Regions from separate parts of the Homo sapiens genome. Here region 2 is linked to region 1. A link is a loop called in an ENCODE intact Hi-C map of the cell type or tissue named here. Cell type or tissue: mammary epithelial cell. All regions are shown on one strand. Links, peaks and the distances in the headings refer to the core of each region. The heading gives the core; the rest is flanking DNA.

What was found. Peaks named below come from ENCODE experiments on the same cell type or tissue, not always from the same donor. Only the 100,000 strongest peaks of a DNase experiment are listed, where the experiment ranks them.
Region 2: a loop joins it to region 1, with 13 times the contacts of the local background. A loop is called at or near these places in 5 of 110 quality-filtered maps.

What each region holds. Positions count from the first base shown.
Region 1 is chr10:77,170,101-77,179,127 of GRCh38, forward strand. All of the region lies in intron 5 of KCNMA1 (potassium calcium-activated channel subfamily M alpha 1), which reads right to left. Among named protein-coding and RNA genes, the nearest start is that of KCNMA1-AS2, 34 kb to the left of the region's middle. In mammary epithelial cell, for the core only: a CTCF peak has its summit at 3,962 (motif pointing right); a DNase peak (open chromatin) is centred at 3,981.
Region 2 is chr10:77,601,583-77,610,609 of GRCh38, forward strand. All of the region lies in intron 1 of KCNMA1 (potassium calcium-activated channel subfamily M alpha 1), which reads right to left. Among named protein-coding and RNA genes, the nearest start is that of KCNMA1, 32 kb to the right of the region's middle. In mammary epithelial cell, for the core only: CTCF peaks have their summits at 4,104 and 5,337; a DNase peak (open chromatin) is centred at 5,419.

The DNA of each region.
Region 1 (9,027 bases), core at 297-8,296:
GAATCACTTGAACCCAGGAGGCGGAGGTTGCAGTGAGCCAAGATTGTGCCACTGCACTCCAGCCTGGGCAACAATGCAAGACCCAATCTAAAAAATAATAATAAAAATAAATTTAAAAAAAAGAAAAATGGAGCTCTGCTCACCACCTATCATCTGTTCTTACTCTCATGAGCAGGCTTGGGCCCAGGCCTGGGCATCTCAGTGTCTGCAAGTGAGATGACTGGGAAAGAAGATTTGTTCAAATAAGTCACCCTGCTATTGGAGAGAGGCTGGACCCTAAGAGAGCCCTTCCCTCGAGGAGCGGGCTGAGATACTGTATCCCTGGGAGAAGGTTGGAGGTGAGGCTCCATCCCTGGGAGAAGGTCGGAGGTGAGGCTCCATCCCTGGGAGAAGGTCAGAGGTGAGGCTCCATCCCTGGGAGAAGGTCAGAGGTGAGGCTCCATCCCTGGGAGAAGGTCAGAGGTGAGGCTCCATCCCTGGGAGAACATCGGAGGTGAGACTCTAGGGATGAGTTAGAAATTTGGCCTGGGACCTCCCTCCGCCCCTCTCCTTCCCTAATCTCCAACACACCCTGTATCTATTTTCCTGAATGAGTTGACCCTATCCTAATTTCAGAGAGTTTAGGAAGCGATATCAACCAAATTGGCTCTAGACAAAATACTAGTGACTAATAAAGTCAAGCAAAGGTGCTCATTCTTACTAGTAACCAAGGACTTGGAATACCTTAGAAGGGGATTACAAGTGGAAGATCCAAGAGCTATGGGAAAAGGGTTCTGCTGTTCAAGTTGAAATTGTAATATGGAATATCATAGGATGAGTATATCTCAAGATGTAAATGACTCAGATTTTAATCTCAAAAACATATGAAATAAAGGATTACATTAATAAGAATACTGATATTTAGGAGCACAAAATAGCAAGGTTTACTCTAATACCAGAATCCTGGAAACTTGCATAGCAGCTACAACTAGAATTCAAGTTCAGCCTCACCGTGGGCTGGACCAGCAGATCTCAAAGTGTGGCCCCCAGATCAGCAGCAGCAGCATCACTTGGGAATGTGTTAGCCATGCAGATCCTCAGGCCCCATCCCAGGTGTACTGAATCTGAAACTCTGGGGATGGAACACCCCAAATCTGTAATTTAACCAGACCTCTAGGTGACTCTGGTGCACTCAAAGTTTGAGAACCACTGGTCTATCTAGAATACATAGTGTGCTTGTTCCAAAGCAATTGTCCTTACCACGACCCAAAGAGCCTCACAGAATAGATTTCGGAAAGTACGTGTGCGTGTGTGTGTGTGCGTGTGTGTGTGTGTGTGTGTGTGTGTGTGTGTGTGTGTGTGTTGAAGTTTCTCAGGTATTCAGGTATGTTCCTCTGGTTTAAGAACCACCACTGTGCCAGGCCTCTCAACAGTGGCTGCACAAGTGAAATTATTCAGAGAACTTGAAAACATTCTGGTGACTGAGTTCATCCCCAATTCTCATATGCTTGGTTAGAAATACAGTCTGGCCAGGAGGACGTGTCAGAGTTCCTGGGTGATTCTAACATACTGCCAAGATCATTTAGCCCATAGAAGAATCACCAGGAGAATTTGTTAAAACAGATTCCTCAGCCCTACCTTTCAGAGATTCTCCAGGTTTAGGGTTGAACTCCAACATTTTTATTTCTATTAAGCTCCCAGGCCATGTGCTGGCTTGCAGACCGCACCTCGAGTAGTCCTGCTCTAGGAGAAACATGTTTATATTTTAGATACCTGAAATCTTCTTTGGGCTGGGATGGCCAACTTTCCTCCATCTGTTCCTCCTCTAAATTCCTATAAACTTACTGTTCTTTCTAGAGGACACTCCAATTAAGTTATTAACATCTTATAGAGGCAAGATCTATGTTTTCCCCATCTTTGGGTCACTCCTAGCACCTAGGGATTTGCACACAGTAGGTGTTCAGCTGAATAATGCAGTCGAATCCCTGAGCTGGTTTCAGGTGTTCATTTTCTCCCTATCTGATCTGCTAGCCAGGTCAATCCATTATGGCCCTGGTCTCATGGAAAAGAATCAAGGCATCTATTTTTTGAAGATGATGTGAAGGTAAATATACGTCCAGTCCTAGAGATTTAGGTTGCTGAGGAGGCTGTTCCAATAATACCCCAGATGAAGTACAGCCATCTGGAGAGGTTTTGGCATCCATGCAAACCTACTGCTGAATTCGTTCCTTGAAGACATTCATTTTAGGATGGTATTTCCAATTTGGCATATAACAGAGCCATGCAAATCAATGAGGATTTAGAATCTCTACTTACGGAGGGCATCTTATTTAAAGCGTGTCCCTGACAAAGCAATATCAAGGGAACACAATTGGAAATCTCTTGGAGAGGAGTAATTTCTCTAGAAGCAGTTTTAGCTATAGCAGCGACCGGAACAGCAATGAGCTCCCTGAAATACATCCAAATTTTTAGTATTCCACTTGGCTGGGCTGCCTTCTTCAGAGCCCAATCATAGGGACAGAACTTAATAATGAGTTCATTTTTCTTGTCACACTAGAGCAATTCAGTTGCAATGCTATTCATAAGGTGTATGTTGCCATTGAATTCTTTCTCAAAAAAAAACAAAAAAAAAAAAGCTCAAGCCAAGAGTAGAGCCCCATGTCAGTCTATATGCGCTAACAAAATACCTTAGACTGGGTAATTTATAAACAACAGCAATTGATTGCTCACAGTTCTAAAGGCCGGAATGTCCCAGATCAAGGCGACAACAGATTCAGCATCTGGGGAGGGTTTTTTCTCTGCTCCATAGATGGCACTTTCTTGTTTCCCTGCATGGTGGGAGGGACAAACAGCCTCCCAAGGGCTTCTTTCATAAGGGCACCAATACCATTCCTGAGGGCTCCACCCTCATGATCTAATCATCTCCCAGAGGCCCCATCTCCAACACGACGGCATTGGGATTTCATTTCAACACATACATTTGGGGCAGATACAAACATTCAGACCATAGCAGCCCATAACATCTAGCATGATACTATTTCAACATGGACTAATGGTAAAAACATGGATTGTTTTTATTTATTTGGCTACTTGTATAGAATGGGTCAAGAAGCTCAGAAGAGGGGACTGGTGAACATGGGGGAAAAAAGTAGTTTGGAGGCTGGTAAGTTATTAAAAATGTGTTAACTTGTAGCTTGAGAGACAGCATAGTATCATATCAAGTAACATGGACTTTGGAGGTAGATTGCCTGAGATCAAAGCTGAGCTCTACCATTTACTCACTAGGTGACTCTCAGCAATTTATTTAACCTTCTGAAGCCTCAGTTTCCCCATCTGTAATATGGGCCCCCAAATGACACCTATTTCATAGTACTGTTTGGAAGAGCACTTGAGACAATTATATACTGTATGTACATACACATACATACATATATATACACATATATGTAATATGTGTAATATGAACACATCTAACTTTATTCTAGTTATGGAAGCACTTTTCTTTTGGATTTCTCTTTCTCTCAAACCCCCCAACCCCCACTCTCCTAAGGACACCTGGCCCAAAAAGGGAAATCATACTTTTTCTTTTCTTTATTTCACTATTCTTATTCTAAAGAAACCCACAGACTACAGACAGCAGTTTACTTAGAAGGCTCTGGGCTTCAGGGAATCTAGATGTCCAAGTTGAAAGTCAGCTGCCTGGAACATGGAGTGGGTGACCTCTGGGGGCACTCAGGGGCCCTTCCTTCCAGGCTTCGGGCACTGTCACTGAGAAGCAACTCCCTTGGGGGAGGGGTGCTTTTGGTCATAGCGGTTGAGTCAAGTTATCAGATGTCAAATAGCTTATAGGAGTTCAAAGTGAGCCTATCTCCACCACTGCTAACCACGAACTGCCCATCTGAGCATGATGAAATTGGCCCCCTTCCCCTCTCCCCTTGCTACTTAATTGCTCACAAATCCAGCAAATTGCAGGACCAGCCTCTAGGGGGCACCAGAGACCTTTCCTTTCAGAGCCCAAAATGCCATTTCAGTAGCAGCAGAGTAGTGTGTCCTGGAGCTGGAGCATGGTCCAGTGTCTCTTGTGCTTTTTGGCCTACTGAGTCCTTAAGTATATTTAATTTAATTTGGGTAGGGTGGTAGAGGGTTCCTTTTAACAGTGTATTCATGATTTCTCTAGCATTTCTTCAGGAAAGTTATTTATTTCTTTTAGATATAGAATTTTTACCATTGGTCCATTCACTCAAAATCACTTCAAAAAACATTTGCTAAGCTTCCACTATGTGCAAGAGTGTCCTGGGCATACAAAAAGTAAAAAGCCATGGTGTGTGCTGTCACAGACTCATTCTAGAGCAGCGTGGTCCCACAGAACTGTCTATGATGATGGAATGTTCCACATCTGTGCTGTCCAGCTCCGCAGCCAATGAGCCACATGGGGCTCTTGAGTACCTGAAAAACAGCTGGTAGGATGGAGGAACTGAGCTTTTAAATAGGCAAATGTGGCTAGGAGCTACCATACTGGACAGCACAGTGTATTAGTTTGGTGCAAAAGTAATTGTGGTTTTGGCCATTTTTAAGTGGATTGGTAAGCCTGGCTATTTAAAGTGTGGTCCACAGAGCAGGAGAATCACTACACCTGAGAGCTGGTGGAAATGTAGATCTCTGACGTTAGCATAGGCTTCCTAAATCAGAAACTGCATTCTAACAAGATCTCCTGGTGCTTCTCATGCACAGTAAAGTTTAGAAAGTTAGGAGATGCATACAAGTGGTTCTCATCCTGACTGCACTTCAGACACAACTGAGAAACATTAAAAGAAGCTGAGCCTAGGTCACACCCTCCACCCAGAGATTCTTAGGTTAATGGTTTAAAGGCTTGGCCTGAACATGAAGAGTTTTAAAAGCACTCTGGGGGATTCTAATAAAAATTCGAGAACCATCCCAGCATAAGTCAGTACGGTGGCTCCAAAACTGGAGATCACCAGGAGTGCTTGTTAAAACACAGACTGCTGGCTCCAACTCGCGGTTTCTGATCCCTGGGTCTCGGTTGAGCTCTAAGAACCCTCATGTGTAACAAGTCCCCAGTAACGCTGATGCTGCTGATCCAGGAACCACACTTTGAGAACCACTGGTCTAATCATTTTAAAAGATGGGCTCCAGAATTGGACTAACCTGAGTCTTGGACCTGCCACTTACTTAGACCCTGAACCTCAGTTTCCCAAACTGTAAACTTGGGCTATGAATATTTACTCATCGAGTTATTGTGAATATTAACTCAGAGAATGACTGTGAGATGCTGGGCATAGTGCCTACTTTTAATAAGCAATCAATAACTGTTCCTTACTATCATGATCCTAAGAAGACTCACTCATTCATTCATTCAACAAGTATGAACTATGTGTCAGGCACTGTTCCAGGTACTAGGGACATAGCGAAAAACAAGGGGGCCACAGTCCCTGCCACATTGCTATCATGGAAGCTGCAGTCCTACCTGTCAGTACAAAGCAGGCTGCGTATGGTGCTCCTATAGCACGAATCCTAACAGCACAATACAAAGGTCAGAGAGGAATTCATTCCAATGGATGAGAATGGGAAAGCTGCACACAGGAGCTGGAGTCAGAGCTGTGCCTTAATGGGGAGAAGGATTACAACCTGCAGAGTCAGGGCAGGAACTTACTCATGACCAGGCACAGGGCAGAGACAGCAAGAAGATGCAGCTAGCAGCCTAGTGGAGCTGGGGCAGGAAGTACAGGGAAAGGGGAGGCAGGAGGCAGGGCTGTGCATATGGGGATGCCAACCAGGGTCTGCCTCCACTCTCTGGCCAAACCATACTATTTGTGTTTGTTTAAATCCCAAACACTGAAAATTACTGATGTCAGGAAACTGAAACCAGGCCACAGCTTTCATTCTTGATTATTCTTACCAAATGCAGAGGCCAGTCAACAGAAGGTCCAGAGATTCACAGAATCATCCTGACCCTGCCTGAAGGTGGGGCGGGGCTCTTCAGCCAAGCAGGTGGCCTTGGGCCCAGATGCTCCATTGAAGCAGAGGAACAGAGAGATGCTTGAGACTTCAGCTGAGCCCTGGGTGGGGTAACCATTAAAAGGAAGAGTGGTGTGCTGACCCCATCCACCGCTTCCCTTAGGAAAATGGTGGCCTACCACCACAACTCTTTGGTCTCATTTGGGTTTCTCTGTAAACTCCAGAAAGCAATAAAGCATGATTCCTAAAAAAGAGGGCTACTAGGTGGAGGTTATGCAGACCTAATATGTTCCCCTCAGTCACTGCAGCTGCACAGGAAGGGGCACCCAAACCTCAGAGTAAGTTGCGTAAGAACAACAGACAACAGGCAAGTCTGTCTAGTAACTCACCTGTTCCCATGAAAAGAAAAAAAAATGTCACTCCATGCAAATGAGGGGTGTGGGAGGGTGTTGAGCTTCAATAAGGCTCTCCCCAACGGTCTCCTCCCTAACAGGCTGTAAAATAACATGAAGCATGGCCCCAAAGGGCCGTGAATGACCCCTGGAGCAAAGGACTCCAAAAGGCTCTGCAGAGCTTTTGGCACATCTGAACAGGGGCCCGGATCCCAGCGCACCCTCTTCTGGGCTCTGACTTTGGCAAGTTACTCAACCCCTCAGAGCCTCAGATTCCTCTTTGGAAATAATAATGGGAATAATAATATGCCCCTTTTGGTAGGCAGAACGATGACCCTCAAAGATGTCTGTGTTAATCTTGGGACCTGTGAATATGGTCATCTACATGCCAGAAGGAAATGAACGCAGCAGGCAAATTAAGGTTGCTGATAGGCTGACCTGGAGATGGGAAGAGTATCCTGGAGTATCCAGGTGGGCCCAATGTAATCACAAGAGTCCTTAAAAGTAGAAGAAGGAGGCAAAGAAGAGATGGCAGGAAGCAAGATCAGAGTGATGCAAGGTGGGGATGCACCCTTAGTTGCTGGCTGTGAAGGTGGAGAAAGGGGCCATGAGCCAAGGGGTGTAGGTGGCCTCTAGAAGCTGGAAAAGGCAAGGACATGGAATCTTCCCTAGAGCCTCTGGAGAGACCCATGTTGGACTTCTCACCCACAGAACTGCTTGGAAATAGAAAACTTCTACACCATTTTGCAAGGTTGTGAGGCTGATGCTTGGCACTCAGCAAGGCCTCTCTCTTTCTTCCTTCCTTCCTTTCTTCCTTCCTTCTTTCCTTTCTTCCTTCCTTCTTTCCTTCCTTCTTTCTTTTCTTTCCTTCCTTTTATTTTCCTTCCTTCCTTTCTTCCTTCCTTTCCTTCCTTGCTTCCTTTCTTCCTTCCTTCACTTTCTTCCTTCTTTCCTTCCTTCCTTCTTTCCTCTTTCCTTCCTTCCTTCTTTCCTTTTCTTTTCCTTCCTCTTTCTCTGTTTCTCTTTCTCTCTTTCTGACTTTCTTTCTTTTCTTTTCTTTTCTTTTTTCTTTTCTTTAGCAGGGTCTTACTATGTTGCCCAGGTTGGTCTCAAACACCTGAGCTCAGGGGTCCTCCTGCCTCATCCTCCCCAGTAGCAAGGCCACTTTCTTCTCTAGGCTGTTATTAGCTTCTGTGGGTACACACCATGCTCCACACATACTAGGCTTCATTCTCCCTGTCTTAGCCCATCATTGCAGCCTCCACTGAGCCCCAGCCTCTCACAGAAGCCTATCCTCATTCTCCCACCCACATGAGCTCTCACTCCTCTGAACTCCCATGGCCTTTACAGCCTGTACCTTGCAATTACGGGCTTAATTATATAGTGGGTAGTGTTACCTGCTGTCACTGCATGTGTGTTTATTTTGGTTCCAAAATGAGATTGAAACTTTAGTCTCAAACAGGAACAATGTTTTGTCCTTTTGTTGTTGTTGTTTTTAAGCACCTGTGCTTTTTTTATATAATCCTGTTTTTATTGCCTTCTGACACAAAAAAAGGACTATTTTGGGCATATATTTATAAGCAGATACCCTACATCATTGCAACTGCCCTGTGATTGGGCATTAACTCATTTTTCTATTTTCTAGCAGAGTTTACTGAAGGTTTTAAGGTTTAAGGTCTAAGGCCAGTTCTGATACAGACAATAGAATCAAGTTTATAGTTTTCCAATCATGGTTCCAATGACCATGGTCCCTTATCATATGCCGATTTCATCAGTCAAAGAACAGGGGATGGTGTTGGAAATCACAGTACCAGTAGGATACAGGGTGGCCCGGCATGTGTTCCTCTCATCCCAGTGCTGAGCACACAGTAGGTAATAAAAATGGGCTAGAAAACTGGCTGGTGAGTGCATCATTACTTTCCTCCTACTCCCTTCTTTAAATCCTACAAGATCACCCTCAACAAAAACATACACACAGGCAAGGTGCAGTGGCTCACACTTGTAATCCCAGCACTTTGGGAGGCTGAGGCGGGTAGATCACCTGAGGTCAGGAGTTTGAGACCAGCCTGGCCAACATGGCGATCCCGTCTCTACTAAAAATACAAACATTAGCTGGGTGTGGTGGCAAGTGCCTGTAATCTGAGCTATCGGGGAGGCTGAGGCAGGAGAATCGCTTGAACCCAGGAGGCAGAGGTTGCAGCGAGCCAATATCGCACCACTGCACTCCAGCCTGGGCAACAAGGGCGAAACTCCAAAACACAAAAACAAAAACAAAAAAACATACACACAAACAGAGGCAGCACAGCCCATTGACCTACCTTGGGGATACATTCCCAAAAGAGAATGAGACAGACGGACATATGAGTTCTCCTTGGAGCATGTTATTCAAATCTCAAAATAAGATAAAGCTCTCATTTCAAGGTGCATTTATTTTAGTGAGGTTTGGATTTGTAAGGGAAACAAAATGAATAAGTTGGTGGGTGGGGACAGGAATTAAAATAAGCAGCGTCTTGCTGCTTGCCGACATGACTGTCCTCACATCCGCTGCCTTATTTTTTATTCTGTTCTGGTTTGTTTTCTCCTGCGGTGCTTTAAAATATGATGGGTAGGTTAGAAAGAGAGACCGAGGTAATCCTGGCTTCTGTTCATTAAGCTCGTATGAAGTACGTGCTGTGCTACT
Region 2 (9,027 bases), core at 549-8,548, 430 kb after region 1:
TTCCCATCAGCTGCAGGACAAAGTAGCTTCTGCATTTGGTTCCAAGACAGGAGTCAGCAAGACACTGGAGGCCACAGTCCAATCCCAATGGTCTGTTTATTGTCTGAGGTCATTACCATGGTGTCTCCTCTCCCCGGGCCCTGGTAAGCACCAAGGCCACTTTATTTGTCAGTGACTCAACCAGGAACCACATGGACTTCAAGGCAACCTCCTGGCCCTCAAGGACACAGAGTAGCTAAGCCAAGGATACAGCAAATTTTTTGGACCAAGAGCCAAAGCAGGTGGCGCAGACTCTGCTAATGATCAGATCCAGGCAGTACAGAGTTCTGAGCAAGGGATATAGCAGGAGTCCAGCTCCAGCTCCCTTGATTTCGAGAAGAGCCACACCACCTAAGAAACTCACCTTGCTCCTCATCAAAACTGCCCTATTCTAAATGGCACTGAGAATGAGACTGTCCTTTATACTTTTCACCATCCCAGTTGGTGGGAGGGGTCTTTTGAATGTATTCCCACTTGTGAGGGACACAAAACTCACCAATGCCTGACAGCAAAATCTGGGGGCAGGCTTCCCAGGTCTCCCATGTCTGCCCTGGCACTGAAGCCTGGTTTGGGGGAGACGGGGATGCGCTTGTGATAATGCCAACTCTTCAGGTTCTGAGCACTCTCATGTCTGTCATAGAATAGGATAGGGGTTCACTATTGTAGCATGACACGGGCTCAGAAAGGCCACCTATTGTATGAGCACATTTAGATGGAATGGCCACAAGGGGCAAATCCGTACAGACAGACAGCAGTTCAGTAGCGTCTGAGGCTGGGGAAGGAGGGGTGTGGGGAGTGACTGCTCATGGGTATGGGGTTTGTTTCTTTTAGGTTGATGAAAATGTTCTGGAATTAAATAATAGCAATGATTGCACAACTCTCTGTATATACTAAAAACCACTGCAAATGAGTAAATTTTATAGCATGTGAGTGATACCTCAATAAAGCTCGGTTTTTAAAATTTGATGGTGTAGAAGAATATGGAGGTAGCACACTAGGAGGTGCTTCCCTGCCCCACAAGCTGTCTGTCATTTGTCACCTGGGCACTGGGCACATATCAGTCCTACCTAGCAGCCCTTGCAATCCTACCATAGGAGACCAGCACCCCACACGGGCATTTGTTCAGCCCTCCAGCAGCCCCTCCTGCCAGCCAACCACCCTCATCCCTCCCGTGGATTTCGGGGTTCTGAGTAACCAAAGCAAGCATGGGAACATTCTCAGAGCATGTCCAGGGGACACCTCCGGGAATATGCATTCATCTCAGAGGGGAGCTGAGTGCTTATTTGACAAGCACAATGTAACCAAGCCAAGAATGGGGAAGGGTATGAAACAAGAGAGGCGGCCCTCTTCCTTCTCAGGGAAGCCGGGGCTGGCAGGAAGTGGGGCTGCAAGTCCAACAGCTGACACCATCGTCTATGTTCCTCTGAGCTGTGTGCAAGGAAGAGTACAGTCTGGGGCTGCAGGCATGACAGACTTCAGAGGGAAACAAATCAGGCATAAAAACTGCTAGAGGTTCCATTAGCAAGACAGAGCAAAAAATAGGATTCCCACATCCCCCCTGGTGCCCTCAGGGCTCCTTGTACCACTAAAAATAAAGCAACAGGCAATGGTGTTTTTAATGCCAGCGTTCGCAGGACTTCCTGCAGAGTCAGGCTTGCACAGCTTCCTTCGGTCCCCCCCACCCATCTCCACCCCCTCAGCCATGGATTTCTGCAGCACCAGGGGCCAGCAAGGAGCCCAGGACTGAATGAGATGCGTCCATGGATCATGAGGCTGAGATAGATTTCCCTCTGTTGTCCCACTTCAAGGATGCAGTCTGGAGCTTGCAATCCAAACAGGGAGACAGGTTCTGTGTCCCTTCAGGAGAACAGGGTCTGAGCATTTGTGTCATAAGCAGGGAAGGAGAGGGACCTCAGATCCAGTCCATGATTGGACACACCTCCCTCTAACCTCTGGCATCCTGGCAGGCATCTGGGAGGAGGAGTTAGAAGAGGAAACAGCTGGGGCCGTAAGTCAGGCGAGTTCACACCCAACCACCTGCCCCATTACACAGCAGAAAGCACCTCCCTTACTCCTTCCACAGCCCACACCCCACAACCCAGCCCCCAGGGCTGCCCAGTACTAGCTCTTGACAGAGGACTCTAGTCTCTCAGATCAAGAACAGCCCTCAGAAAGGCAATATGGCTCTCAGTGATTCTAAGTGCAGACACTGGCATTGGGCTGCCTGATTCAAATCCTGCCTCTGCCACTTGCTACATGTGTGGCCTTAGACAAGTTACTTAACCTCAGTTCCCCTACCTGCAACATGAGGTTAATGACATTTCCTGCCTCCAGGACTAATGTGAATTGCTCACAACGGTGCCTGACACATAAAGGTGTGTGATAAAGGCCAGATATTACTGGGGACCAACTAACACTATCTTTCCTAGGGAGCCACTGGCATCTGAGGCTGGCAGCCTTCTCTTGATTCTCCAGGTTGCCCTGTGTGCAGCAGGATGCCAACTTGTCCTGGCCCCGAGGAAGTGAATGCTAGGAGTTGCTCCTCTAGTCTAGGTGACAATCAAGTCAGTTCAGTGGTAGGGACAGGATTCAAACCAAGCTTTGTCTGACCCTAAGCCCATGGCTTTCACTACCATTCTACACTAAACTATCACCTGCAAAACCCACAGTGGGCATAAAAAGCCTCTTTTGTCAAGGACAGTGAGGGACATAGTAACAGAAACTGAAAGAGAAGAAAAAAAGAAGTCTCAAGAAAAAACAATCAGCAGGCATGATATTTATTTTAGTTTTTAAAAGTTGTTGGCCAGGCACAGTGGCTCACTTCTATAATCCCAGTACTTTGGGAGGCTGAGGCAGGAGGATCACTTGAGGCCAGCAGTTCAAGACCAGCCTGGGCAACAGAATGAGACCTCATTTCTACCCCCAAAAAATTTACTTAATTAAAAAAAATTAGCTGGGCATGGTGGTGTGCACCTATGTCGCTTGAACTCAGGAGGTGGAGGCTACAGTGAGCTATGATTGCACCACTGCACTCCAGCCTGCACAACAGAGCAAAACCCCATCCCCCGCCCCCCAAAAAAAAGAGTTGCCTAATTCTTCATCTCAGGTCCCTTTTAGAAAAACTTATGTCATATCCCATAAACCAGGCTATCATTCCTTCCTAAAGATTAGTAGACCTAAGTAGGCAACTAGAAAAACAACACATCCGTCTGAGGTCTCAGGCTCACCTGGAAATGCAGGTCCTGGCCTCCCTGCCTCCACCCTCCCCCACCCCTTCCTTGTCAGGCAGCTTGGGCCACCCACCATATGCCGCTGCAGCCCATAAAGACTCTGGAACATTTCAAAGGCCTTGGCCCCCATCAGGTGTGGCTCCAAAAAACACAGGGTCACCTATAAAAGGTTGAGCACAAGGAAACAGCCATAAAACCCGCAGTCCTAACAGCAGACACCCAGTGGCCAGAACAAAGCAGCCAGCTGCCGGGCTTTCCAGGAACCACAGAGGGACATCCCTCCCAAGGACCGCGCCCAGCCGCAGCCCAGGGGCACATGGCTGAAAGGTCCTCAGAGGCCACCTGGTAAGAAGGGCCCTGTGTTGGGTGCTTGCTAGTTGCCAGGGACTGTCCCGGATGCCCTCCTTGAAGAGGGTTAAGGAGGTAACACAGGAAAGAGCTGGCATGGTGCCTGCAGCCCTGAGGGCCTCTAAAAGAGATGCTTCATCTTTCCTGAGCTTCAAAGCACCCGGCAAGTGGGACGTGATTCCCATCTTTTAGGCGGCAAAACTGAGGCCCTGAGGAGTAACACAACTAGGAAGTGAGCTTCAAGCCAAGTCTGTCTGTTCATCTCATGCTTTCTCGTGGGTTCCTGGAGAGGTCAGATGATGGGCTGTCAGTGCTCAAAGGGGCCTGGAGACCTCCCAGCCCTCTGCTGGGTACCCTCCCTACACAGTGCAGCCAGGCTTCCAAGGCAGCCTCCCTCCTCTGCTGGGACAGTCGTCAGGGGTGTTTCAGAAGGAGCAAGCCCCGAGCAGCCTCCCCACACTCTGGCCCAGTTGAGGGAGGTGACAGGGCGCCATCTCCTGCTCCCTTTCTGGAAAGCTTTCCCACATCCCAGGCCAGGCCCTGCAGGCCCTCAGGCTGGCTGATACATGGCAATGACAACAGAAATGGCTCACACTTGGTAGGTGCTTCCTAACTGCCACATCCTTTACACACAACTGCACAAATGCTCTACATCAGGGATGCCCATGTTATAGAAAACTAGGACTTATGGAGGATGTGCAACTTCCCCAAGGTCATGCAGCTATCAGCAGCCGAGCTGGAACTGAATCCATGGTCCTCACCATGCCACGCTACCCTGCTTCTGCCTGAACGCAAGCAGGTGCAGATAAGCCGCAACACCCATGACTATACCCACACACTACCATCTTCCCAGCCGCATGGCAGTGCTGCGGCCTAGACCCATGGCTCAGGCTCTGCCATCCACCCTTGGTGCAGCCCTCCAGCCTCCCAGACACCCCTGCATCAGCCTCTCTCTAGGTAACAGATAATACTGCTGAAATACCAGGCTGGCTTTAAGTTTTGGGTCCCACTGTCCCACTGTCCTAAGTCCCACTCTGACCTGTGGGACTAAAAGGAGGGATGGGACAATCATTGCTGTACAAGCAGCTCCTCCAGAGAAATGCCCAGACCCAGAGCAGCAACCCCTCATGGCCCTCAAAAAGGCATCTTTGGCCAGGCACAGTGGCTCACACCTGTAATCCCAGTGCTTTGGGAGGCCAAGAGGGGACGATCGCTTGAGGCTGGGAGTTCAAGACCCCATCTCTACAAAATAATTAAAAAATTAGCTGGGCACAGTAGTGCGCACCTGTAGTCCTAGCTACTTGGGAGGCTGATGTGGGAGGATCACTTGAGCTCAGGAGTTCAAGGCTGCAGTAAGTTATGACCATGCCACTGCACTCTAGCCTGGGCAACAGAGTGAGACTATCTCTTAAAGAAAAGAAAAAAGGCACCCCTTCCTAGAGTCCAGAAAGACGTCTGTATCTGGCAGTGCCCGTCTTCCTAAGTCCTTTCTGAGGGTCCTGAGCTGAGGGGAGCCAAGGATGCAGCTTCACTCCATCACTGGGTGGTCTCCTCTGGGAACTTGGAGTATTCCCTTCCTGCAGCAGGAAGAGCCACCAAGAGTTTATCGTGTTCAGTCCTTTTAGTCACCTAATGCCCACAGGCACCTTGACACCATACAAAGAACCCCTCTGGGGAAGCCAACAACCCCAAAACCCGTGCAACCCTTGCACCCTCTGCAGCCAGCCCTTGGTAGTGGCCTTACTGTACTCTCCCTCTCCATGACTCAGTTTGCCTCCAATAAGCCCTGGGGCCTCAAGTTCAGACTCACCCAACTAGACAGACCAGAAGTGAGCCTCTGCCCTGACATCTTCAGGCACTCTTTTGTCAACTACTCACAAGGATTTATCAGATAGGAAGGGAAAAGGACAGAAAGAACTGTGGGATAAGGAAGGCTCTGAATGTCAGAAAAGGGTCTGAGTAGGATGATTTGAGACTGAAGAAGCTACGTGGTATCACTTAGGAGCAATAAAGGAAAGATTAGGGCAGGTGAGGAGGATAATGGACAGTGGAGCCTGGCCAGTGCCAGCTGACGGACTAGACCGATCTTCCTACCTCTGCTTGCAAAAGGCATTGCTTCCTGCTTAGCATGCCTCACTGATTCCCATAAAAATGGCATTCATCTATATGCTGAGGTGGGCTGAATCATGGCCCTAGAAGATGTCCACGTCCTCATCCCTGGAATCTGTGACTGCGACCTTAACTGGCACAAGGGACTCTACAGACATAATTTAATTAAGGACCTTGAGATGAAGAGATTAGCCTGGATCATCCAGGTGGGCCCTAAATGCAATCACAAAGGTCCTTCAAAGAGGGAGGTAGAGGGAGATTTGACACAGAAGAGAAAGTAAGAGATGTGATGATGGAAACTGAGATGGAGCAATGTGCTTTGGATACGGAGCAGAAAGCCACAAGACTGGGGATGCAGGTGGCTACTGGAAGCTGCAAAAGGCAAGAAAAACGACTTGCCCCTCAGAGCCTCCAGAAGGAACCAGCCCTGCAGACGCTTTGACTTTAAAAGCCCAGGGAAACTGATTTCCGACTTCTCGCCTTCAGAACTGTAGGAGTATATTTGTGTTATCTTAAGGCACTATGTTTGTGGTCGTTACAGCAGCAAGGGAAAACTGACACCCACACTCAGCCACTCGAGAGGTCCCTTCTCCTGCTCAACACTGCTAGCCATTAGGGGTTAAGTAATTCACAAAAGAGACCCATCCCTGCCTTCCCGTAACATATTGTCATCCTCTTTCCTCCATCCTCTTTCCTAGGGTCCCTGTGGCCTGGACTATGCTGCTTTCTGCCTAAGTCCTCCCCGTCCTTCCAGCTCTCATTCCTTCCATGAAGCTTTGTTCCAGCCTCAGAGTCTTCAAAGACACCATTCCTCTGCACGTCCCCCTGCACCCACCCCTGGCTAATGCCTCTTCATCCTGTAGATCTCATTTCTTTTTTTTGGAGACAGGGTCTCACTCTGTTGCCCAGGTAGGAGTGCAATGATACAATCTTGGTTCACTGCAACCTCCACCTCCCAGGCTCAAGCAATCATCCCATCTCAGCCTCAAGAGTAGCTGGGACTACGGGGATGTGCCACCACGCCTGGCTAATTTTTTGTATTTTTCGTAGAGATGGAGTTTTGCCATGTTGCCCAGGCTGGTCTCAAACTCCTGGGCTCAAGCGATCCACCCGCCTTGACCTCTGAAAGTGCTGGGGTTACAGTCATGAGTCACCATGCCGGGCCTGTAGGTCTCATTTCTGCAGGGAAGCCTTCCCTGAGCCCCGGCCAAGGAGAGGATGCACCCCCACACACACACGCATTATAGTCCATAGTCTCTCATCACACTCCAGGCTGAAGTGTGCATATACGTGTGTAAGAGGGGATTATCTGTTCAATCTAGTCACTGATGATGGAATTGCTCAGACCTCTGAGGGCAGGGACCTTGGTTGTCCTGTTCACCAGTGAATCAACTCTCAGCCTGTTATAGACACTTGCATTGATCTCCCTCTGCCCAGAACTGCTTTATTTAACATCTCTATCAAAAAGAACCGTTGCATAGACATTTTTCCAAGGAAGGCATACAAATGGCCCACAGGTATATAAAAAGGTGCTCAACATCACTAATCATCAGGGCTACACAATCAAAGCCACGATGAGTTATAACCTCACACCTGTTAAAATGGCTATAAGCAAAAAAAGAGAGAGAGAGAGAGCAAGTGCTGGTGTGGGTATAAAGAAAAGAGAACCCTGTTACACTGTTGGTGGGACTGTAAATTGATAAAGTCATTATGGAAAACAGTATGGAGGTTCCTCAGAAAAATCAAAAATAGAACTACCATATGATCCAGCAATCTCACTACTGGTTATATATCCAAAGGAAATGAAATCAGTACGTCAAAGAGATGTCTGCATTCCAATGTTCACAGCAGCATTATTCACAATAGCCAAGAAATCGAACCTATCTAAGTGCCCACCAACGGATGATGGATAAAGAAATTGTGGTACATGTACACAGTGGAACACTATTCAGCCTTTAAAAAAGAAGGATATCCTGCCATTTCCAACAACATGGATGAACCTAGAGGACAGTATGTTAAGTGAAATAAGCCAGGGATAGGAAGACAAATACTACGTGATCTAATTTATATGTGGACTCTTAAAAAGTTGAGCTCATAGGAGCAGAAAGCAGAACAGTGGTTACCAGGGGCTGGGATGGGAGAGGAATGCTGGTCAAAGAGTACAAACTTTCAGTTAAACAGGAGGAATAAATTCAAGACATCTATTACTGTACATCATGGTGATAACAATTAATAACAATGTATTGTATTCTTGAAAACTGCTAAGAAAAGAGATTTTCAGTGTTCTCACCACAAAAAATAGGTATATGAGATAATGCATACGATAATTAGCTCAATTCAGCCATTCCACAATGTATACATATTTCAAAACAACATGTTGTATACAATAAACAAGTACAATTTTTATTTATCCAGAGAAAATTTTAATAATAAGTGTTCATTTTAAAAAAAAAAATACAGCCAATTGGCACTCTCAGGCCTGCGTCAGGAACAAGAGGAAGTCAGGGCTCAAGTTTCAAAAACACAGACTGAAAATAAAGCCCCAAACATACTCAAGGATGGAACTCCCCACAGCCTGTCAGCAGTGGACAAAACCTTCCATAGCAGAAGCTGCAAGTAAAAGATGTCTGTGTGGGAGGAACCATTTAGAAAAAGCAGTAACAAGGCGATGAAAACAGAAACAAGGCGGCCAGTCACCCACCATCCCCAATTCGCCCAAAGGCCAGGTCACCCTGTTCCCACCCTGCACCAGCTGCTCCTCTGCCTGCGGCTTTCTGGCCCAAATCCTGTGTGGCCCTCACTTTCTCCTCAGTCCTGCCTCTGCCATATGACCATCTCCTCCTCAAAAGAGGCTTCTCTGGCTACCCACCAAAGCAGCCCCTCTAACACACACAATCCCATCCCCTGTTCAGTGGTCTCATGGTGCCACTGTAAATTATCTCATTCATTGATTTACTGAAGTGTTGATTATCTGCACCCCCCACCACACACACTGAAACCCAACCCAGCCCTTTCTGTTGCAGTTTCCCAGGGCTTCAGACAGTCCTTGGCACATAGAGGGTGCCGGAGAATCCAGAATGACCCTCACTGTGCATATCCATAGCTGCCCTCACTGAGCCGCAGCCTCGGGCTGCCCCAAAAGGTAAGCGGAGTACAAGGGTGGAGGCTCTCTCTCTCTCTAGCACAGAATCTCTTTCTTCCAGAGTCGGCCAGCGGTGCTGTCTCTTTTCTGCTGGGAAAGATAGGAATGGAGATTCCTTGAGGTCAGACACAGTAGATCCTAGTCAGAAACTCCCATTGG